Linked DNA regions of Homo sapiens: regions 2 and 3 are each linked to region 1. Evidence: chromatin loops called from intact Hi-C (ENCODE). Cell type or tissue: dorsolateral prefrontal cortex. All regions are shown on one strand. Links, peaks and the distances in the headings refer to the core of each region. The heading gives the core; the rest is flanking DNA. Region 1 has its middle 100 kb from the start of LINC03140. Region 2 has its middle 47 kb from the start of LINC02615. Region 3 has its middle 31 kb from the start of LINC03140.

Region 1 (8,157 bases), core at 3,475-5,974:
AAAGCAAAGTCATGTGACCAAATCTAAGTTCAAGGGAGAAATAGACTCCATATCTTGATGGGAGGGGCTACAAAGTCACAGTGCAAAGGAACATAAACACACGGAAGGATTTTGCACTCATTTTGCAATCTACCACATTCATATTCATAGTACTTATGTCATGGCTCAGCAAGGGCCCCACATGGGAACTCCTGGCTCCACCACTCATTTGAGACGCTGAACTAATGCTCTTTTTCCTACCACCATCAGAACTCTTGAAAGAGTTGTTTTTCTCATCCCCTCCACTTCCTTGCCCTAGATTCATTTCTTAATTCTTGCAAGCTGGTTTCGGCAGCAACTATTCTAGTAACTAGGTTAACTAGCAACTTCCCAATCATCGATTACATTTTCTCAGTCTTTATCTACCTTGAATGTTTTGTAGTTGTTAACACAACCTTTATGGAAATTCACTTCTTACAGTTTCTATTATAAGTAAATAAGAAAATACAAGTAATTTTATTCCAGTTCATTGACTGATTTTCTATTTTCTTTTCAGGGCTCTCTTCTTCCTTCCACGATTAAGTGTAGGGCTCTGTCCTCACCCTTTTCTTTCTTACGTGATCTCCATAAACTCATTCACTTTTACAGCTTCATTACAAACTTCGAGGTAAATGATCTCACAATCTGTATCCTCAGTTCCTAAATTTCTTCTCAAATTTTGGCTTCATTTTTGAAATGGCCCACTAACTGTTTCCACCCAAATGTTTTATGTATAGTTCCTCTGAAATCTATTTTGGCTGGAAACAAAGATAGTGCTGGTCACTGTATAATGCTCTTTCAGCCTGGTCATTTGATTCTACATTTTCCTACAGCTAAAAGAGGCTGGGGGTGGTGAAGGGAGGTAGTGACGGGTTAATTAACATTTGCTGAATGCCTACTGTGTGCAAGTCACTGTGGTCTCTCTTAGCTGACAGAGGACACCTTCTATATTACTTTGAAATAGTACATAAAAGGGCCAATCAGATGCTGATATGCAATCTACAAGGATAGCATTGCAGACAGCCACTGATATCCCAGTGACAATTGCAATAACACCAAAGGAAATGCGGCTGTAGACATCTCTGTTTGTTGTAATAAATAAGAGGTATCTGACAGCCTCAAATGACTTTCAAAGAGTTTCTGCTAAAGGTATCTTAGGGTTTGCAAAAAAGAAACATTCTTCCCTTAAGAAGAGTCTGGTTTCTGGGGAGAATAGATCACAAAATAAAATTGCAGTTCTCCTTTTCTCTCCCCGGTAAAAGAGCTTAGAGACTTCTAGGATCCAAACTAGGCTACTGATAACATTCTGTCTGTTCTATGAGTAGATTCTCTCAATGAAAGTCAAATTTCTGTTGATCATAAGATGGACATCCTTACATTTATTGCCTGTGCCAAATTCCTTGATTGAACTATACTGATAGACTATAGTGATTATAGTGATTATACTGACAGTAGCAGAGCTGTATATATTTGTAGCGGTACCTCCCACCATGGTGCCACTCTTCTGAGGGAACTCTGATAAGCATTATTAATCAAGTCATTAACCTTGATGTGGATCAGATTCTGAAGTTAATAAGAAAGAACACTGATGACCTGAGAATATGTTCTAAAACTATGATTTCCAGGATAATTTATTAAAGTGTAGCTGTGTCTTTCTTTAAAAATATAAAAGTGACCAGGTGCAGTGGCTCAAGCCTGTAATCCCAGCACTTTGGGAGGCCAAGGTGGGCAGATCACACGGTCAGGAGTTGGAGACCAGCCTGACTAACATGGTGAAACCCCATCTCTACTAAAAATACAAAAATTAGTCAGGTGTGGTGGTGCGCACCTATAACACTGAGAGGTGACAGCATGCTGGCAGCCCTCGCAGCCCTCACTCACTCTCCGCGCCTCCTCTGCCTGGGCTCCCACTTTGGCGGCACTTGAGGAGCCCTTCAGCCCACGGCTGCACTGTGGGAGCCCCTTTCTGGGCTGGCCGAGGCCGGAGCCGGCTCCCTCAGCTTGCAGGGAGGTGTGGAGGGAGAGGCGCAGGCGGGAACTGGGGCTGCGCGCAGTGCTTGTGGGCCAGCGTGAGTTCCGGGTGGGCATGGGCTTGGCGGGCCCCACATTCAGAGCTGCCAGCCCGCCCCGCTGCCCCCGGGCAGTGAGGGGCTTAGCACCTGGGCCAGCAGCTGCTGTGCTCAACCTCTTGCCAGGCCTTAGCTGCCTTCCCGCGGGGCAGGGCTCGGGACCTGCAGCCTGCCATGCCTGAGCCTCCCCCGCCACAGTGGGCTCCTGTGCAGCCCCAGCCTCGCTGACGAGCGCTGCCCCCTGCTCCATGGCGCCCAGTCCCATCAACCACCCGAGGGCTGAGGAGTGCCGGCGCATGGCGCGGGACTGGCAGGCAGCTCCACTTCTGGCCTCTGTGCGGGATCCACTGGGTGAAGCCAGCTGGACTCCTGAGTTTGGTGGGGACTTGGAGAACCTTTATGTCTAGCTAAGGTATTGTAAATACACCAATCGGCACTCTGTATCTAGCTCAACGTTTGTAAACACACCAATCAGCACCCTGTGTCTAGCTCAGGGTTTGTGAATGTACCAATCGACAGTCTGTATCTAGCTAATTTAGTGGGGACCTGGAGAACTTTTGTGTCTAGCTCAGGGATTATAAACACATCAATCAGCACCCTGTCAAAATGGACCAATCAGCTCTCTGTAAAACAGACCAATCGGCTCTCTGTAAAATGGACCAATCAGCAGAATGTGGGTGGGGCCAGATAAGAGAATAAAAGCAGGCTGCGTGAGCCAGCAGTGGCAACCAGCTCGGGTTCCCTCCCACAGTGTGGAAGCTTTGTTCTTTCGCCCTTTATAACAAATTTTGTTGCTGCTCACTGTTTGGGTCCACACTGCCTTTATGAGCTGTAACACTCACTGCGAAGGTCTGCAGCTTCACTCCTGAAGCCATCTAGACCACGAACCCACCAAGAGGAACGAGCAACTCTAGACGCGCTCCCTTAAGAGCTGTAACGCTCACTGCGAAGGTCTGCAGCTTCAGTCTTGAAGCTAGCGAGACCACAAACCCACCAGGAGGAAGAAACTCCGAACACATCCGAACATCAGAAGGAACAAACGCCGGACACGCGGCCTTTAAGAACTGTTAACACTCACCGTGAGGGTCCGCGGCTTCATTCGTGAAGTCAGTGAGACCTAAAACCCACCAATTCCGGACACAATACCAGCTACTCAGGAGGCTGAGGCAGGATTATTGCTTGCACCGGGGAGGCAGAGGTTGCAGTGAGCCAAGATCGTGTGGTTGCACTCCAGACTGAGTGACAGAGCGAGACTCCGTCTCAAAAAAAAAAAAAAAAAATATATATATATATATATATATGTGTAGTATGTATATATATATAAAATAAAACTATTCCTTTTTTCTGTTTTCTTTTTTTTTTCGAGACAGAGTCTCGCTCTGTCACCCAGGCTGGAGTGCAGTGGCGCGATCTTGTCTCACTGCAACCTCCGCCTCCTGGGTTCATGCCAGTCTCCTGCCTCAGCCTCCCGAGTAGCTGGGACTACAGGTGCCCGCTATCGTGCCCAGCTAATTTTTTGTTTATTTTTAGTAGAGACGGGGTTTCACCATGTTAGCCAGGATGGTCTCGATCTCCTGACCTTGTGATATGCCTGCCTGGGCCTCCCAAAGTGCTGGGGTTACAGGCGTGAGCCACCGCGCCTGGCCTATCTCTGTTTTATTTTCATATCAATAATGGACATAGAAGTTTCCCAATCCCAAAATGGAACATGGTGTGATAGAATGCAGGCTAGTAAGAATGAATGAAACACCACTCTAAGAAGAAGCAACCTACTACTAGGTTTCCATATGGCTTAAATTATATTAGTTAAACTCTTTTTGTCTTAAATGGGTTGGATAAGAATTTGTGAATGCTCCTGATTCTTTTTTTTTTCCTCCTTTTTGGTTTGTTTGTATTACTATAAATATTTCTTTTCTTTTCTTTTCTTTTTTTTTGAGACGGAGTTTTGCTCTTGTTGCCCACGCTGGAGTGCAGTAGCGCAATCTCGGCTCACTGCAAGCTCCGCCTCCTAGGTTCAAGTGATTCTCCAGCCTCAGCCTCCCGAGTAGCTGGGATTACAGGTGTCTGTCACCACGCCTGGCTAATTTTTTGTATTTTTAGTAGAGACCGGGTTTCACCATGTTGGCGAGGCTGGTCACCAACTCCTGACCTCAGGTGATCCACCCGCCTCAGCCTCCCAAAGTGCTGGGATTACAAGCGTGAGCCACCGTGCCCGGCCACCATAAATATTCTTGTAAAGCAATTGTGACTTTTCTCATTGACCATGTTGTCTGGGGATTCATTCTAGAAAACTGCTGTTTAAATATTGTGTATTGGGTATGAATTATCCTGTATTGTTCATGACTCTGACTACATTGTCTTTCTTATTGGCAATGACTGTAAGCACCATTGTTAGTGAATTTGGCTAACAGCATTTGAAGCAGATGAGATTTTAGCTCACGCCTTGATAGCTGCATTGGCTCAGTCTAAGCTAAAGCCTTATTTTCATTAAAGGGAGCAGACATGCTGAGGAAGAAGGTGCTATTTTTACATAGGGACTTTTTCTACTGAAACCACATGAGAACACTATGCTGTTAAAATGATCTCAAGCATGCTGAGTTAGCTGAAGAAACAATATGCATGTTGCCAAAATCAAAGCAGTACTATTCTGAGCCTCCTCTCTAAGGTCCTCTAGCTCTCCTTGGTGGTCATGATGAAGGGAGTAGGAGAGGAGCTGGTGAGAATGTGTAAATTACAGGTAAGTGAAGGTCACTTCCAGTTACCTAGAAGAGATTATTCAAATTCTTGGTTATTTGGTTATTGACATCAACCACTGAGATATAAGAAGTTTTATTAATTATATATTTGCATGTCACTGACATTTGTTAAGTAATTGCTTTTATTCTATATATATATATTTAAAGTAAAACCAGCATAAAACAGTATTAAGACTAACTTTAAAAATGTCAGAAACAGGCCACGTGCAGTTGCTCACACCTGTAATCCCAGTACTCTGGGAGGCCAAGTTAGGGGGATCACGCCCACCCAGGAATTTCAAGCCAGCATGGGCAACAGAACAAGACTTTGTCTATTTTAAAAATAAAATATATTTTATAAAAACAAACAAAAAACCAAAAAAAGTTAGAAACAGAAAATTTTGGCAGAAGCCCTCCAACTCCAGTTAAAACAAACAAACAAACAAACAAACAAAAACTATTAGTCTTTCTCTTTTTCTTTCTCTTTTAGAGACAGAGTCTCACTCTGTCACCCAGGCTGGAGTACAGTGGTGTGATCGTAGCTCACTGCAGCCTCGAACTCCTGGACTCAAATGATCCTCCTGCCTCAGCCTAGGACTACAGGCACACGCCAGCACATCCGGCTACGTTTTTTGATTATTCGTTTGTTTGTTTGTTTGTAGGAACAGGGCCCTGCTATGTTGCCCAGGCTGGTCTTGAACTCCTAGCCTCAAGCAGTCCTCCCTCCTTGGCCTCCCAAGGTGTTGGGATTACAGGCATAAACCACCATGCCCATCCTAAATGCTATTATTATCAGAATTTGTCATGATTGCAGACTGCCATGATTAAATATTATTATTATTTAATAATAAATTTAATATAATAAATAAATATTAAATATATGACAGGTACTATCTTAAGCATTTTACAAAATTATTTCATTAGTTCTCACAATAATATTGCAAAACAGTTCTTATCTTCATTTACAGAAAACAGTGCTTCCTTTGTGCTCCTGATAATAACTGTCATGCTATAAATTATACTCAGGTAGAAAGTAACCGAGATGGGATTCAAGCATAAGTACAAATATATGAGTATCTATCTCCAAAGCCCGTGTTCTTTCACCAGGTCATGCAGCATCTCTGAGGATGACACATACAGTTAATAAGGAAACTGCACATATAGATTCCTCTAACATAGAGCTTTTCATTCTTCACTCTCCTCCTCCCAATCCATCTTCAAAACAGTATAAATGAAAACAAGTTAAAACACACCAAAAACAGAAAAATAAAAGTCTTCTCTCTTGGTGATCTTCAATTGCTACGGGTAAATCACCATAAAATTTAGTTTCTCTTGTCCTCAAAAACTGGAAGATTCTCTCCTCACACAGCAGAATTTGAATCAACTCCTTGTTTATTTTACTCACAGACAGGTTTACTTAACAGAAAAAAGTAGTTGGAGAAGCTCTTGAACAGATAGAGATGTTAATATATAGGAGCTCACATCACCTCTCCTCTTCTATCTATAAGATGGAATTCCTTTTGTGGCCAAAGTTACTTCCCAGACTTGAGTGCAGATTCATGGATTTGGGCAAGGAGAGCACCATAGCTGCTTGATTGGGAAAGCCAGAGGTTACAGCCACACAGAAGTGAATGGCTCTGGAATATGACAAAAGACAGGAGGATGTTACCAAAGTTAGTATGCCCTGGATTTGAGGAAAAATTGGGGGAGTTTGGAGAAAGAGGAAATGAAAGATTTAGGGAGCAGCTGGAACATATATAGGAAATGGAGAGTTATGGAAAGAAAATTTTAAAACATTTACTGAGTGTTATTAATATTACCCCAACTCCTGAGTCATTTTCCTTAAAAATCTACAAAAAGGGTCAGGTGCTGTGGCTCACACCTGTAATCCCAACACTTTGGAAGGCTGAGGCAGGCGGATCACCTGAGGTCGGGAGTTCGAGACCAGCCTGACCAACATGGAGAAACCCCATCTCTACTAAAAATACAAAATTAGCTGCCCATGGTGACACATGCCTGTAATCCCAGCTACTCTGGAGGCTGAGGCAGGAGAATCACTTGAACCCGGGAGGTGGAGGTTGTGGTGAGCTAAGATCATGCCATTGCACTCCAGCCTGGGCAACAAGAGCAAAACTCCGTCTCAAAAAAAAAAAAAAAAAATTCTACAGAAAGGTGTTAACTAATGTTCAGCAACTTTTGGAGACTGGACTAGTGTTTTTTTGCTAAGATGGAGCCACAAGGTGGATGGACTTTACATGGGTTGTACTCTCAAGAATGATAGATTTTGAAAATGTTTGCAAAGACATCAGTGTTGGGGCTCAGAAAATGATACCCCAAAGTATGGTGCTTTGATATGCTGAGTACTTTGAACCAAAGAATCAGCTTCACGCCAGGCGCGGTGGCTCACGCCTGTAATCCCAGCACTTTGGGAGGCCCAGGCGGGCGGATCACAAGGTCAGGAGATCAAGACCATCCTGGCTAACATGGTGAAACCCCGTCTCTACTAAAAATACAAAAAAAAATTAGCCAGGCGTGGTGGCAGGTGCCTGTAGTTCAGCTACTCAGGAGGCTGAGGCAGGAGAATGGCGTGAACCCAGGAGGTGGAGGTTTCAGTGAGCCGAGACCGCACTACTGCACTCCAGCCTGGGCGACAGAGCAAGACTCCGTCTCAAAAAAAAAAAAAGAAAAAATCAGCTTCAGAACCAAGGTCTCTTTGATCTTCCCTCATCTCCCTGTCTCTCCATCTCTGTATCTCCTGAAATGCAGGGAGGGAAGTTCTTCCAGAAGGAACATAATTGTGTGGATCCCTCTCCCTGAAATCCACATTAACCAGAGATTAACCAGCAGGAAAAGAAACTAAAAGTCTCCAAACCGAGATGGACTTTTTACCTATTCTTCTGAAGGTTGCTATCCTAGAGACTTTATCTGCATCACAAAACAACCGTTTTTCACAGTGTGGTTCTTCCCCTTACCCTTCCATTGCTTGAGTCACCCCTTACCCTTCCATTGCTTGAGTCACCACCTCCCTTCCAAAAGCCCCAGCCCCTATTTCTTTCTGTAGTTCAAATGCAGATTTAAGTTTCAACCAGGCTGGGTGCAGTGGCTCACGTCTGTAATTCCAGCACTTTGGGAGGCCGAGGAGGGTGGATCGCCTGAGGTCAGGTGTTCAAGACCAGCCTGGCCAACATAGTGAAACCCCATCTCTACTAAAAATACAAAAATTAGCTGTGTGTGGTAGCCTGCACCTGTAATCCCAGCTACTCAGGAGGCTGAGGCAGGAGTATTGCTTGAACCTGGGAGATGAAGGTTGCAGTGAGCTGAGATCATGCCACTGC
Region 2 (8,157 bases), core at 2,132-4,631, 300 kb before region 1:
GGCCCTATGCAAGTCCAAAATCCAGCATGGGAGTCATTAAATCTTAAAGCTCCAAAATGATCTCCTTTGACCCCATGTCTCACATCTTGGGCATGCTGATGCAAGGGTGGGCTCCCATAGCCTTGAGCAGCTCCTTCATGGACTGGCATTAAGTGTCTGTGGCTTTTCCAGGTGCATGGTGCAAGCTATCGGTGGATCAACCATTCTGGAGTCTGAGGGACGGTGGCCCTCTTCTTGCAGCTGTACTAGGCAGTGACCCAGTGGGGATTCTGTGTAGGGGCTCCAACCCCACATTTCCCCTCTGCATGGCCCTAGCTGAAGTTATCCACAAGGGCTCCACCCCCTGCAGCAGACTTCTGCTTGGACATTCAGGCATTTCCGTACATCCTCTGAAATCCAGGCGGAGGCTCCCAAAGCTTGACTCTTGTCTTCTGCACACCCATAGGCCCAATACCATGGAGAAGCCACCAAGGCTTGGGGTTTGCACCCTCTGAAGCAACTGCTCAAGCTGATACCTTGACCTCTTTTAGCAGTGGCTGGAGCTGGCGCATCTGGGACACAGGGCACCATGTCCTAAGGCTGCACACAACAGCGGGGGCCCTGGGCCTGGCCCATAAAACCATTTCCTTCCTAAGCCTCTGGGCCTGTGATGAGAGGGGCTGCAACGAATTTCTCTGACATTCCCTGGAGACATTTTCCCCATTGTTTTGGTGATGACCATTCGTCTTCTCGTTACTTACGCTAATTTCTGCAGCCACCTTGAATTTCTTTTTGGAAAATGGGTTTTTCTTTTCTACCACATGGTCAGGCTGCAAATTTTCCAAACTTTTATGCTCTTCCTCCCTTTAAAACATAAATTCCAATTTCAGATAATGTCTCTCAAGTTCAAAGTTCCACAGATCTCTAGGGCAGGGGCAAAATGCTGCCAGTCTTTTTGCTAGAGCATAGCAAGAGTCACTGTTATTCCAGTTACCAAGAAGTTCCTCATCTACATCTGAGACCACCTCAGCCTGGACTTCATTATCCATATCACTATCAGCATTTTGGTCAAAACCATTCAACAAGTCTCTAGGAAGTTCCAAACTTTCCCACATCCTCCTGTCCTCTTTTGAGCCTTCCAAACTGTTTCAACCTCTGCCCATTACCTAGTTCCAAAGTTGCTTCCACATTTTCAGGTTATCTTTATAACAGTGCCCCACTCTACTGGTACCAATTTCCTGTATTAGTCCGTTTTCACACTGCTATAAAGAAATACCTGAGACTGGGTAATTTATAAAGGAAATAGGTTTAATTGACACACAGTTCCATGTGACTGGGGAGGCCTTAGGAAACTTACAATTATGACGGAAGTTGAAGGAGAAACAAGCACCTTCTTCACAAAGGTGGCAGGAGAGAGAAGAGGGAAGAAGGAACTCCCAAACACTTATAATGAGAACAGCATGGGGGAAACTGCTCCCATGATCCAATCACCTCCCTTTCTCAACATGTGGGGATTACAATTGGAGATGAGATTTGGGTAGGGACACAGAGCTAAACCATATCAGTTAGCATATCATCACCTTGAATATTTGTTATTTCTTCGTGCTGTGAACATTAAAATTCAGCTTTTCTACCAAAGCTAATATTTTTAACCACTTCTCCCATGTATTTCCTGAGGATGGTAGTTGGGAGTAATGTGGGCTTTTTATAGGCAGCAAACCTCAAAGACAGGGTTCCAAAATTCTGAATAATGAAGATTTGATGTCACTCATCTGGAGGTGAATGAAGCTGTTTCTCTGGTCAGCATTAGCCCCCTTGCAAACATCCCACAGGTGCACATGTTAAATCCCATGCCCTGAGCTCAGCCAGACATGGTGGACAGAGGAGACTCCTAGCACTAGAAGTAGAATCCAGTGAGAGGCCATGGCTGTGCAGTGGTGAACTACTTAGCCAACCATCTCTCCGCTGGTTTGCCGTGGCCTTTCAACTCAGATGGATTACATCTTTGGCCAGAAGTACTTTTCAGCCTCTGGTGTTTCTTAATTCAGTAGAGTATTTCACAAGCTTAAGAGTTAGAGGCATAATCAACATGTCTCAAAATCAATTCCCTCCTTCAGAGGCTACTGACTGGTTTGTTTACTTTTGGATTCTGCGGATTAAACACCATTTCAAATAGTTCTTTGAGGGTTTTTTTTTTTCCATTCTGTGCTTTTCTCTCTCTCTCTGCCCTTCTAATTCTTCCACCGTATCATCAAATGTACGCCTTTTCTGTTCCTTCTTGTTATGACCTTTCTTCCTGGTGGTCTCTGAGAGCTAGTGTTGAGTGACTTTGTGGGTGCCATGTCATAACCCAGATTCCTGCACTGAGCGGATTTCCTCATGGCTTCTTGAATGGAGATGTGCTGAAAATGCTAAGTATACCATGCAGGTATTTGACTGGGCTTCCCATGGACATACTTCAAACCAGCAGTCTCTGAGCTCTTGTGGTTCACACTGGTATTCAGGCCTGAATACAAATCAGGCCTCCATGTTCTTCAAGAGGTGTCAGCATTCATGAAAGTTGAATATGAGTGAGCCACTCTTATTTTTATAATTTCATTTAAATAATATAATTTATTATCATAAATTTACATGTTACTCTACTGCAAATTAAGCCATACCAGGCTTAGCTCCAAGCACAAAGTATACCCCTTGTGAATATTATTCTTTTCATAGAGACTCTTAGGAAGGACATAGATTATATTTAAATATTTTAAGAAGTCATTTATTTTCAGAGAATTCAGGGACTTAACCACTGTGATATTTGTCCAGCCTTCCCTAGGTCCTACAAAGCAGACAATGTCAGGCTAGATGGGATAGTGCAGTTCATTTATTTATTCATCACATTTATATTGAGTACCTCTGTGTTCCAGGCGCTGTTGCATGTTAGAGTCGGGGGAGAGTAGAGATGGACTCAGGCCATGCCTTAACTACAGATTATGTCACTTGACTCCACAGCAGAGGCCAGGTGTTCAGAAGTAAACCCACTTAGCAATGGACACAGGGGGAAATGTCTTCTCACAGAGTGACTGGTTTGACACTGAGGAGAGATTTAGGACGGAAACACAACAGAGCCTGTGGACGTTCTGGCTACTCTGGGATCTCCTGCCTTGGGGCCGCCTGCCTGAAGCCACATCTGCCCTCTTACTTAGGACTGGGGGTTCCTGCAGGTGCTGCCACCCAGAGGGCCACCAGAGGGTGCTTTCCTCTTTTCAGGTTATGCCTTTTTGAAATGCAGCTCCTCATACTTTTTAAAACTGAGCTTCCCAGGCCCTGGAAAGTTCAGTACATTGCACTGCAAGCTGAAAGACTTGATTCTAGGTGAGAGAAAGGCACAATCTACTGTGTCTATATTTCTGTGTTTTTTTCAAATGTCTGTCTCCAATGACTGTAGTCTGAAGACAAGGTCTTGTCTTGGTGCTCCTCCCTCTTCCCTGGGATTCACTTCAAGTTTGGCACATGAGGGGCCCTTCGTAAATATCTGTGAGTTTAAAGAACCAATTTGACTGCAAGTCCTAACTCCAGTTTTCAAGTGTTCTGACCATGAGAATCATCCGGGGTCAACCCGCCCTGAGATTCTTACCCAGTAGGTCTGGGGCGGGGCTGGGAATGTGATTCAGGGAAGAAGCCCTCTTGTTCTGACTTGAGGACTGCTGCCCAGCTGTTCCTGCCCTGCTCATGGCTGCTCAAGGGTAAGAAACACATCCCTGCTTCCTGGACCTGCCACTGAGAGCCCTTCAATGTGACCCAGCCAGCCTTCCCCCCCTCCCCTTCCTGTTCCTCTTCTCATGAGCATCTCTTCCTGTCACCCAGTGCTACAAGGGGAGGGAAACATTCCCAGAGATGCCTTCACCTGCTGGTCCTGAGAGGGCACCAGGGAAGATACCTCCAACATAACCAGGTCTTGGTTACCCCCCACCCCACAGGGTTGACCTCTTCTGCAGGCTGGTACTCAGGGTGCCACCTGCTTCAGTGACACTTAAATACTTAAATGAACATAGATGCTAGAAGCCACTCTGAAGTTGAGGAGGGCCTGCCTCATACACCAGAGACTTATAATATTGCCTCCTAAGAAACCTATTTTCCAGTCTTTTGAGAAGAAGATGCATGTGCATCATGATGACTTTGGTGGAGAATAACTTTTGATAAAGAGGACTCCTTTTGTTCTGTGGTTTGGCCTTGCTGGAGTAGTGTTGGTCATATGAAGAGCTTGGGACTCAGAGTCAGGTGGTGCTGCACAAACCTGAGTGAGTGTGCACTTCATTGAGTGTGTCTGTGGACACATCAGTTAACCTCTTTGAGTCTTATTTTTTTCCTACCAGATTAGAGAACAATATCCACTTCACAGGGTTATATGTAGACTTGCTTTTAGTTAGTTGTAAAATTGTCAGCTTATATTCAACGTCAATATAAGAAATAGCTTTTGAAATGTGTATTTGAAACTCTATTTATGGATGTTGTGGAGGGAGTTGTTTTGTCCATCATGTATGGTTCCTCTCCACTGGAGAAATGCTTATTTGGCCTTTATACCAGGAATAGCTTCACATCTCTTGCTGTGCTTTAATCTTATGGATTTGGTAATTTGCATAACTGACTGGTTTTCTTTGTTTGAACTAGCTGCTAGAAAGCCTAGAGCCAAGTGTGCGGTTCATCAGTATCAAGTGTGCATGTCATTATGTTATACATTTTTGGCCTCATACATGGATCAGTTTACACCGTTGCAATTTTTAAAAAAATTGCTCTCACTTTTTATTTATTGTATTTTGTGTAGTTAAGTATTCCTCTAAGCTGCTTTTATCTTTCTGAAATGAGATAGGATAAAATAAAAATAAATTTGTTACCAAATAAATGAGCAAATACATTTAAAGCAGTTTTCACAGTGCCTGGCCAACAGTGAATTATATACCACAATGGTTAGTTTTAATCTTCCTTGTAAATGAGCCTAATTATCCTCTGTGGATCCCAATTTGCCCCTCATGGATTATATTATAAAGGGTGCGGTAAGGTGATTCTCACAAGGACAAGTTTCCCAACCTGGAAAGGTGTTACTGCATTAGGTCATAGCAGGTAGAACTCTAAAACAAGCTGAGAGCCCAAATGGCCAATCTCTGCATGGAATTTCCTATAAATATGCCCAGCCTAAACCAAACGTAATTTAAGTGATTTTAATCTTTACACAAGCCTCTCAAAACACATTAAAGGAGAACTTGTTCTTATCTGCCAGCTATACATCATAAAATCTTGTTTCTTCTCCTTTCTAATTCTCTTTGAATCACTACTTCCCAACATGTCTACTGACATCCCCCCTTGTGCCCTGCATCTCCCAGCTCTTTCTTATGTAGACTGACCTAGCTTCTCTGGTTAGTCTCCCTGTTTTCTCACACCTCTCTGGACTTCTTACCCATTCTCTGATTCTGTATCATAAAAGATTTACGAATGGGCTGACAAAGATAATTCTACTTGTGGGTGGATTGGGGCATTTTCACATGCTAATAAATCTTTGCTGTCATCTAGGAACTAAAGGGCGATGAATGCTGTGTGGTAGAAGAGGAGAGAACTCTGGCATGTGGCTTTATGTCAGGAGTACACACTTGAGCTATGGGATTTGGAAAGAGGCATGTTGGGGCAAAGATGACAGAACTTTGTTCTTCTGGTCCTGCCTCTATCCAGGCTTCCCTTGCCCCAGGATAGGGGACTTTATGGAGAAGGTAACCTGGAAGTGGAGTCACGATGCGTTTGTACTGAATAGGGCTGAAGGGATTGGTGCAAAGTTAGGGGATAATGACGGAGCGAATGATCCATCCTACTCTTGGCTTCCTGTGGACTGTGTGGGAATGGCCATGCAGACTTGTCTGCCCTCTGGGTAGAGGAAGGAGGAAAGAAACAGTCTCAGATTCATTAGACACAATTTCCTGATGAAAATGGAAGTATCCATATACTACTTGTTTTTTTGGTTTGAGAAATCCAGTAAATATTAGGTTGATGCAAAGGTAATTGCGATTGTTGCCATTACTTTTAATGCCATTACTTTTAACGGCAAAAACCGCAATTAACTTTGCACCAACCTAATAGTATGTCAATGTATTGCAAACCTATATACTTATGTGTGTTACATCAACTTTAGGATCCCTGATCAAGTCTTTGGTGTAAGGATCACACTTGAGGCTGGGCTTGGTGGCTCATGCCTGTAATCCCAGCACTTTGGGAGGCCAAGGTGGGCGGATCACTTGAGGCCAGGAGTTTGAGACCAGCCTGACCAACATGGTGAAACCCCGTCTCTACTAAAAATACAAAAAAATTAGCTGGGCATGGTGGCTAACACCTGTAATCCCAGCTGCTTGGTATGCTGAGGCAGGAGAATTGCTTGAACCCAGGCAGCAGAGGTTGCAGTAAGCCAAGATGGTGCCACTGCACTCCAGCTTGGGTGACGGAGTGAGTGAGACTCCATCTCAAAAAAAAAAAAAAAAAAGGGATTACACTTGAACAGAAATAGAACCAGAGACAGGCCAAATCAGAAGATAGAGCCACAAAATTATTGACCCAGTACCACAGGATTAATTGATATAATTGCTTTGAGGCCAGGTGTGGGGGATCATCCCAGCACTTTTTGAGGCCAGGGCAGGACCGCTTGAGGCAAGGTGTTCAAGACCAGCCTGGGCAACACAGCAAGACCTTGTCTCTGACAAAAACATAAAAAATTAGCTGGGCATAGTGGTGCCTGCGTGTAGTCTTAGCTACTTAGGAGGCTAAGGTGGGAGAATTGCTTGAGCCCGGAAGGTTGAGGCTGAAGTAAGCCATGATTGTGTCACTGTCTTCCAGCCTGGGCAACAGAGTGAGACCCCATCTCTAAAAATAAATAAATAAATAAATAAATAACAAAATAAAAAATTAGCCAGATGTGGTAGTGGGTGGCCTGTAGTCCCAGCTACTTGGGGGACTCAAGTAGGAGGATCTCTTCAGCCCAAGAGTTTGAGGCTGCAGTGGGCTATGATTGTACCACTGCATACCAGCCAGGGTGACAGAGTGAGACCCTAATTCTAAAACAACAACAACAACAAAAATTTTGAATTGAATGGATGGGTTTTGCCCTCTCATTTTAGATCCCATTCTTTTTTTCACTGAATATTTATTGAGTGCCTATTATTTGCCAGTTCTGCTAAGTGCTGAGGACATTAAGATGATAAGGCACTGGCCCTTTCCTTGTAGGAGCTATCATGTAGATAGTAAGGGAGACAGACATTGTGAAAAAGGATAATTAGACCACAATATCTTCCATGCCATCATTGAGGTATGAAGAGAATGCAGTGCGACCCAGAAGATGGAGTGACTGACTTGTCCTAGGAAAGTCAGGGAAGGAGGGAACCCTGGGGCTGGGATTTAAGCATAAGGAGTTTACTCATTTGCTGAAGTTTTGTTTCCCAGATTTTAGTTTGATCACACTACCTCATAAATGTTAGAAAACATCTTCTGGCCAAATATGGTCTCAGCATTTGTTCTTTTGGTTCTGCAATTAGTGACAGACCATAGTACCATAGTAGCATCTCTGGAATGTTCTTCTGAGCCGAAGAATTTAAAAGATGTCATACATAATCAGAGATAAACTGCATTCTTGAGGCTTAGCAGATAAATGCTCCAATTTGTTAAGAAGTTTTATGGGAGACTTTCATTTTGGCCACCCAGTATTTACTTCCTGTGGCAATAACGCCATGTTAAACAAATTATGAATGGGAAAGATGATCATTCTGAAATGGGAATGTAGAAGCTCTAGGTCTGGGCCAGATGGATAGAAGCTGCTGTCACTTGGTGTTGGGAATGATTTGGACTCTGCACACACAGTTGGGATTCCCTTCAAGGTTATTGGACTACCTTAGACCAGAGGTTTGGCTTGATGGTTATGTCACCATCACCAGCGGGAAGGGCAGCATGGTGGCACCGTCTCTCAGTGGCCTTCCCGACGCCTCCAATGCGATTTCTGTTCATCTTTAAAGAAATAAAGTCTGATTTAGAGCTTTGTATTTCTTTCTTAGTGTTCGTTATAAAAGTGACCATTAAATATGAGGTTTTAGTGACTAAAACAGTTGGAGGCTACAGCTGGGCTGACAGCTTTAGTGGAGAGTTTATTTTCTTTCTTTTTTTCCC
Region 3 (8,157 bases), core at 2,235-4,734, 75 kb before region 1:
AAATAGGGCTGGTAATTGGACTTGCTTTATGAAAATCTCATTAGCATTAGCATATAACTAAAATGCACAGCTCCATAGTTAATTGCAATCCTGCACTGCGGTTAACAACTACAGTGATGACATTTGCATATTGCACATAAAATTAAAAATGCATGTCAGATAGGTGCTCTTTCAGGAAAAAAAAATCCTTGAATAACATTGCATTCACTACAATAATTGGAAAGATTTTGAATTTGAATGGAAATTATATGTATAGTATGAGCTTTAGAAAGACAGAGGAGCCTGATCAAAGAGGAGGGGAAACTAAATCTGAAACACTGCATAGTCAAAACTCTAGCAGCTGGGATCTTCTTCAAGGGCAGGGACATGTAATACTGAACTGTGCGTGCTTTGTGTAAATGTAACCCTTTCATCCAAAAGTCTCATTTCACTGCACAGGCGTCAGTCTCATGTTGGTGCTCTTCCTCTAGACTGTAAGCTCCTTGAGATCATGGACTTGATCTTTTTAAACCTTTGTATCCCACAATGCTCACTATGTAACAGACGTTCAATTATTTGTAGACGTGAACCAACTCAAGCCCCCTGTAACTGAATCCGATAGACACAAGAGGCTGTGTGGTGAAGGGTTAAGAGTGGGATGTTTTCATGTCTCCCTGAACCCTGGCTCTACCACTTACCTTGATTCAGTTACTTTAACTTCCCTAAGCCTCGGTTTCCTTCTCTGGAAATGGTTTCTGCCTTATAAGCTTTTTGAAAAGATTCGGAAAGATAACACATGTGAAGCACTTAGCCCAGCACAGTGCCTGGCATATCGCAAGGGCTGTTAGTCCAGCTGTTACTGTTGCTTTGGGGTTAAGGATCGTGGGAAAGGGCATGTTGAAGTTGGGGTATAAATCAGTTCATATGTCAGTCCTAATGTCAGTCACTTACAAGACGAAACAATGTTACCATGAATAATATGACTTGTCACAAGGGCTGATCACTTTTGTTCTATTTCACCAAGAAAGAAAATGAGACACTGAAAAGAGAATGGAGGGGTGAGAGACAATAATACCCATCTTTAGACCGATAATACAAAGCCCCATTTCCAGGCTTTGGGGATGAGACTCCTCTAGGAAGATAATAATAAATTGTCTGTCTCTTGGAAGATAACAGGCTGGAAACCATGGTCAGGAAAGAAAGGCAGAGGTAACAAGGTGGGATTTTCTGCAGGAGACTGGGATATTTTATCCGTTCATTTGTTCACTCATCATTCAGCTTAATATTATTGTATCCATATCTATGCAATGCACTATGCCAGGAACCCTGAGAGACACAGATGACCATGAAAGTGAACCTGACCAGTACGTGATTAGAAATTCTGGACTCGAAATAAGGTAAAGGATCAGACCTAGAGATAAAGACTTGGGTGTCATCAGCATGGAGAAGGGCTGGAACTCTGGATGCAGGTGCGCTCCCTGCGGCTGTTCACTGGGGGACGCTCCCACTTATGAGATGGGAAAGGGAATTGGTGCTAATGAAGGAAGCACAGGAGAACTGCAGGAAGAACAAGGGCAGACAGGCCTGGGAAAGTGAAAGAGGGGAGAGTTTTAGCTTGTAGTGTGGTAGTTGCCAGTCAGCTCCCTGTATAATAACATCAATGAGGATCATTGGATTTAGTGATGAGGAAATCACTGGTGGTTCTTCTTCAAGAGGGAGATTATGATAAAGTGGTACAGAGAGGAACTTGACATCAAGGCGTGGGTGAAAAATGAGAGGGTAGGGAGGAAATGCAGGAAAATGTATGCTATGCTTTAGCAGTAAAAGAAAAAGTCTCAGCCAGTAGCCTGAAGGCATAACAGAGCTGGAAACGATGTGTATAGGATTGGAGAGACCTAGACTAGAAGGAGCCAGTGAGAAAATAGAGACGATGTAGGAGACAGCTGGAGACGACCGTACCCTCCGAACCAGCTGCACCTGAGGAGGAGTCTTGTAAGCTGTTCTGTGGGACCGAGGATAGGACCTTTGCCTTTGGGGGAGGTGCCCCCTTCCCCTGGCCCTGCAGCTCTGGTTCCTACCTGTATCCCAAAACGTACTGAATCAAAATGTTCAGTTTACTCATCTGTCTCCTCCTGTGAGGAGATGCACTCCTCACCTCCTTTGATGGTGCACTCCTAAGGGCGGGAATCATGCCTTCTTGATCTCGACACTCCAGTATTTAGTTCAGGGTCTGGCACAGTCAATAGGGATAGTGAAACCTAACTACATAGGCCCACATAACCATGTGTTACATTGGCTGGAGTTCCCAGTAATTATACAGCCCCTTACCAATCCTCCCACCTCTCTCCCCACCTCGCAGATACCTGATATTGAGGTGACAGCTGCAAGAAGTCTGGGTGTAGTTCATTTACCTCCCCACCCCCATAATTGGGGAGAACAGGCCAGAATGTGTGGGAGCCTCACCTCGTGAATTGTATGAGGCACTAACTGAAAATAAAGCCAAGAGGCTGCAATCCTTTTCCTTCACAGCTTTCCTTACAGAGTCTCTCCCTGTCTTTCTACTTCTCTCTCTACTCTTCTCATTCCAGCTCATCTGTTTTGTTTTGTTTTCCGACTCTCCACTTCCTGTGTCCTATTTCCACTTTTGGAAGCCTGTTTTTAGACACAAGCCTTTCATTTGCCTTTACTCAAAGGTTTTCTGAAGACTCACTATCTCTAAGAAAATAACCTTGAACCATAATCTCACAATTGAGGTTGAGCCAACGTTTGTCACCACTCCCCATCTTACATGGGTCCAGTTCATACAGGACCTCAATACATAAGAGCTTCTGTAAAACAGTCAATCCTGGGGCCCTCAGTGTGGAGTGATAGGCTTTCGAGGAAAGTGTCAGAAATCACCAGAAGTCAAAGCTGTGTACCCAATTGTCCTGATTTTCCTCAATAAGTCAATAGCTTGCAAAGCTTTCCAATGAGAAACAAAGAAACTTTCTTCCCCCCACCCCTCCCCACCCCTGCTCATGCTTAAAAAATAGTTATTTTTCTTTTTCTGGAAAATCTTACTAGTAATCTCTTTAGGTTGCATCCCCTACTATTCCATCTGAACACACTGGCTTTCCACATGTTGCAGGATTGGGACAGCCTGGCAGTGACCCAGGAACACAAAGGGGCAAGTAAAGTGGGGTGCAATTTCATTACTGACCACTCTTCTCTAGGGGCCACTGCACACTTACCCTCCTCTGTGCTGCAGTTTGCAGAGCCTGAGGTCCAAGCAAAAGAAGCATTGTCTCACAGCTGTAAAGCATGAATTGTGTTTGTGGATTGCATTGCCCTGCTTCTTGCTCGTGCTTGTTCTTGTTTTCCTGGCACAAGTGCCTTTGCTCCTAGAATGGCCGCTTATCTCGGCTGACTGCTATTTGCTAACAATGGGCTCACTGGGTTGTTTTGAAAAGTCACATGAAGTTTATAATTCTGTCTGATGCTACCTTGGACTTATGTGTGCTAAATAAGCCTCAAACACCAAAACTGCCTTAAAACCTAAACTAAGCTCAACGAATGACTTCTTCTCAGGTATGCAGGCACCGGAAGGAACCCATACACCCTGCCCAGCTAATTCTACACCTCTTGTCTGTGTTGCTCTTCCACAGTACTGCTAGTTAGACCTTGCACTCTTCTCCATCTTGAGGCATTTGGTTCCCTCTACTTGCCCAGTGGCGCTCAGAATTTCTTGTGGAGCAGCTCAGGTGGTGAGGGAGGGAGGCACGGACACTGCCCCCCATGTCTCTGCAGGACGGTGGGGAACTGAGGGGTCCCTGACCAGCTGCCTCTCACGGCTTGATGTGTCACCTGATGGCTTCTCCCCTGGCTCGCACTGTGGGCCCACACTGTTTGCCAATCTGCCTTTCTTCCTGCCGGTGCTTTTGCTGGGGGAGAACCACAACCATCTCCAGTGCTGTTTTACAGCCTCCCACCACTCCACAGAGCCTCTGAAGAGCATACCTGAAGCCTTGATTCTGTCCACCTGATTCCCCTGAAGCTCACCAAAAAGGGAGCTGCTTGTTTATCCTGCTGTCAGCCATTTCCCATCAACGTCTGGCCCAGCGAGCTGTGTTGGGGCCAGCACTGCTTTAGTACCAATAGTCTGGCCCTCTTCCAGGTACTCATTGCTAGCGAATTCATCTTGCTCTTGAATGCGAAGTATGAGTCAGAGGTAATGCTGATGAAACCTCCGGCAGGTCAGGACAACAAGGGCAGACCCAAGCCACGGGGGGTGAGGTGGGGGGAGAGTGGGCCAGAACTCTGCTCTGCAGAGCTGTGGTTTGTCCTGAAGTCTGGTGCTGTGTTAGTGCAAACAACATCAAATGCAATTCAATTACAACTGTGTACTCATCACTGGGCCGGGCTGTCAGAGGCACAGAAGTATACGTTAGTTTCTGTAGGAGTTATGGCCAGCAGCCCAGCTTCTTAACTGGATTTAGTTTGAAAATAAATGCCTCACTGGACAGTGACACTTCTCAACTCTTTCAGGGAAGAAAATTTTTGCTTCTGGTAGGCTGATGTGTGACTTTAATAATCTTATCATTAGTCCTGAGTCGGGGGCTTGTCATTCAAAGTTGTCTTTCATCTTTTGTGTATGTTGTTTTCAGACAGTGGCAGCTGAAGAATGACTGTATCAGGGACATTCAATGATGCCCATATTTTGAGAGGTTAAATTTCCTAGAAACCAGCTTCTAGTCTTTGTGTGTCCTGGCTTGTGCTCTTTAAAGAGACTGAAAAAAGCATGTTCTACAAAATCCTGTCTTGCTCCATGGTAATGAGGTCAGACAGACCTCCCCAGGAGCCTGACTGGAGCTACTATACAACTGTGGGGTGGCCTTGGAAACTTGGAGACATTTGGGGCGTGCTGAGTCACTGCTGCAGCTCAGGCCCAGGGCTCCTGTCACCACTTTGGGGAGCTGGTGGTACAATAGAGATATCACTGTGGTGGGGCCTGGAATGAGGGCCTGTCATGGGACAGGGCACTGTAAAGAGAACAGTAAGTAGTTTTTAGTTATTTCTTATTAGAAGGAATTTCCTAATGGAAAATGCTCCTCCATTAATAGGATTTTCTCTGTACAGAAATTTATTGCTTATGACTATTGGGGTCAATTCCCATTGGCATCTGAGAGCTGGAAAATGACAGCTGTCATCACAAGTTTTCTGAGAAAAAAGTATGTTTTTTTCCTATGTTGGTCAGAAGCCAACCAATTCATTGCCAACCAATAAAGGTACAGCCAAAGGGAAAAAGAATTATTAAGAGTTTTAATTGCCCCTGAAATTCCAGATAGAAAATTTTACATTCAGTTACACCTGATGTAGCAGAAAACTCCAAGGGACTATCTAAGTTCTTTGGCCAAACCAGATTTGGTTTATTTAACATTGTCTAGAATGGATCATTGGCTGGGACTTGTACATATGTTTGTTATATGGGGATTTTCTCAGTTAAACTCAGATGGAAACTAAGACGAAACATATATATATGTGTATTTATGTCTATTTATATTTATATGAGTCTGGTGTATTAATCATAGGGTACTAAATTATTTTCAAAGACACAAACTATGTGAGGGTGTATTTTAACTAGCATGTGAAATGCAAAAATATTTTCTGGGTATGCTGGCACTTTATACCAAAAGGATGCAAAATTTAGCGTAAGAAAATAGTAAATTAGTAAACTAAGTGAGGTGAAAAATGTTGATCAGCTACAGAAAAAGGTCAGCAGTTCAAACTGTGGAATCTGGGTTATTTCTTTTTCACTGCCCAAGATTGTTATATACTCAGAGTTTTCCCCACATTATAAAGCATTGATAACTTTTCAATTTGTTACTACCCACTGGAGTATAATGTAAATTCTTGTGTGTGTTTTAATAATTCCTTGGAAACCATCCCTTGAATTGCTATTCATAGGATAAGAAGGAATTACTTGCTATGCTCCACATGTTTTTCATTAGGACTAAGATCAAGAAAATACATACATATCTATATATGTATGTGTGTGTGTGTGTGTGTATGTATGTGCACACACACACCAAGGGCTGGAAGATTTCTGGATCAGTTCAGATTTTGATAAGAGGAGACAGAAGAAGAATAGAGAAATGTAGGATGAAGGCCGGGCATGATGGCTCACGCCTGTAATCCCAGCACTTTGGGAGGCCAAGGTGGGCAGATCACTTGAGGCAGGAGTTTGAGACCAGCCTGACCAACATGGTAAAACCCCATCAATACTAAGAATACAAAAATTAGCCAGGTGTGGTGGCATGGGCATGGTGGCATAGTCCCAGCTACTTGGGAAGCTGAGGCAGGATAGTTGTTTGAACCCAGGAGGCGGAGGCTGCAGTGAGCCAAAATCACACCGCTGCACTCCATTCTGGGTGACAGAGTCTAAAAAAAAAAAAAATATGTAGGATGATAGTGGCAGTGGTGGTGGAAGCCACACCTGATATCGCAACAGCAGACTGCTTCATGGGATGGCATGCAGAGGTAGTCTTTGATTTTAGTTTATATCTGGAAGAAGAATTTTACACACTTTCAAATAGAAGGCAGCATTCACCAATCCAGTGCTGGGGTTAGCAAAAAGAGATCTGATCCTTTGTCTTTTCCGTCTAAGACTATAAGTTGATTCATTCGTTCTTTCAACAAATATTTATTGAGTACCCATTATGCCATAATAGTCTTAGAAATAGCCTGAGCATGGTGGCTCACATTTGTAATCCCAACACTTTAGGAGACCAGGCAGGAGGATGGCTTCAGCCCAGGAGTTTGAGGCCAGACCAGGCAACATGGCAGTGCACACCTGTAGTCCCAACTACTCAGGAAGCAGAGGCAGGAAGACTGCTTGAGCCCAGGACTTCAAGGCAGAGGTGAGCTATGATTGTACCACTGCATTCCAGCCTGGGCAACAGAACAAGACCCTGTCTGAAAAAAAAAAGCTGGAAATACTATTTTATAAGTTGTAATATGTAACAGATTAGTCTTAATTGTTGAATTAACAAGGGAATCTAAAGTCAAGTGTAGCTTAGAGCTCTCCCTGAGGCATACCATTTAAGCTGACTGTACAGAAATTAAAGTGGACATGCATTTTGCTATCTGGGCAGGTTGCTACTAATCAAATTACCACTATGTGTCTTGGAGGATGAATAGGTAAAGAAGGTGATCAGCAAAGTACAAGTCTTCAAAACTAGAGTGCTTTTCTTCTGGGAAATAGGGAAAAAAAAGACTTGTTTGTAGAGGGCTAGGCGCAGAAAGGAACTTGAGGAAGAGACCAGAGGGTCACAGGTTTACATAATTAAGAAGGAGGTGCACATAGGATTCAGAAGTTCAGAATCAGGACAATCTAAGTAAACCTGGTCCTAGAGTAGGTTTCCTATGATTCCTTTAAAATGCCTTACAAAATCTGAAGCTCTAGAACTAAAGCTCAAAGATATAGGAAACTTAACTACAGAGGAGGAAAATGTAACAGCAGAGTCCTCATAGGGAAGTTTACCTAGAAAGAAGTTTGCTTTTTGGTTTTGTCTAGATTATATTTCTATTAAAATATGAACATAGTATTTCTATAAAATACTTTGCAAAACTAAGGCAGTTCCTAAAATGGGGAAGTTTTCAGGATTACGTTCTCATGATTCACTGATGTTGTGCTTATCATAACTAGGTAAGGTGGGGGAGGAAGTTCTAAGAATGACGGCATTTACATGCAAAAACCAAACTGACATAAACCAGCATCATAAAAGAAACATGCCATAAGAGAATGCCCCAGGGCTAAAGTATGACTTGAATCAGTGAAAGGCAGGTGCTTCTAACTGGGAAATGATCTGATAGGCTGTTCTGTTGCAGAATAGACATGGATTAGATTTTTGCACTACTCCACACACCTATAGGTAGTAGAGTGAAAACCAAAAACCTTGGAGGTTTTAATGGCAATAATCATAATTATTGGGAAAACACTTTTTCTCCTATGTTAAAGCCACTATAAAATAATAACATTCTTTCATTGCTGAATGCACCCAAATCATTCAGCTATTTCTGTTATGAATGATCTAGATACTACTCTATTGCATTATGGGAAATAGCCCAGATAAACTTTGGAATATCTCCAAGTTCTATGATTCTCTTGTCAAGAGTACATGTAATATGCGACATATATAT

What was found. Peaks named below come from ENCODE experiments on the same cell type or tissue, not always from the same donor. Only the 100,000 strongest peaks of a DNase experiment are listed, where the experiment ranks them.
Region 2: a loop joins it to region 1, with 2.4 times the contacts of the local background. A loop is called at or near these places in 5 of 110 quality-filtered maps.
Region 3: it touches region 1 in a loop (3.0-fold over the local background); 2 of 110 quality-filtered maps call a loop at or near these places.

The regions. Positions count from the first base shown.
Region 1 is chr4:128,670,626-128,678,782 of GRCh38, forward strand. No RefSeq gene overlaps it. Among named protein-coding and RNA genes, the nearest start is that of LINC03140, 100 kb to the left of the region's middle. RefSeq lists enhancers at 4,417-4,676, 4,767-4,856. In dorsolateral prefrontal cortex, for the core only: a CTCF peak has its summit at 4,775; no DNase peak of the experiment used is centred there; H3K27ac peaks cover 1,052 bases.
Region 2 is chr4:128,376,846-128,385,002 of GRCh38, forward strand. No RefSeq gene overlaps it. Among named protein-coding and RNA genes, the nearest start is that of LINC02615, 47 kb to the right of the region's middle. In dorsolateral prefrontal cortex, for the core only: a CTCF peak has its summit at 3,197 (motif pointing right); no DNase peak of the experiment used is centred there.
Region 3 is chr4:128,597,338-128,605,494 of GRCh38, forward strand. No RefSeq gene overlaps it. Among named protein-coding and RNA genes, the nearest start is that of LINC03140, 31 kb to the left of the region's middle. In dorsolateral prefrontal cortex, for the core only: a CTCF peak has its summit at 3,218; DNase peaks (open chromatin) are centred at 3,294 and 4,198; H3K4me3 peaks cover 1,316 bases; H3K27ac peaks cover 1,963 bases.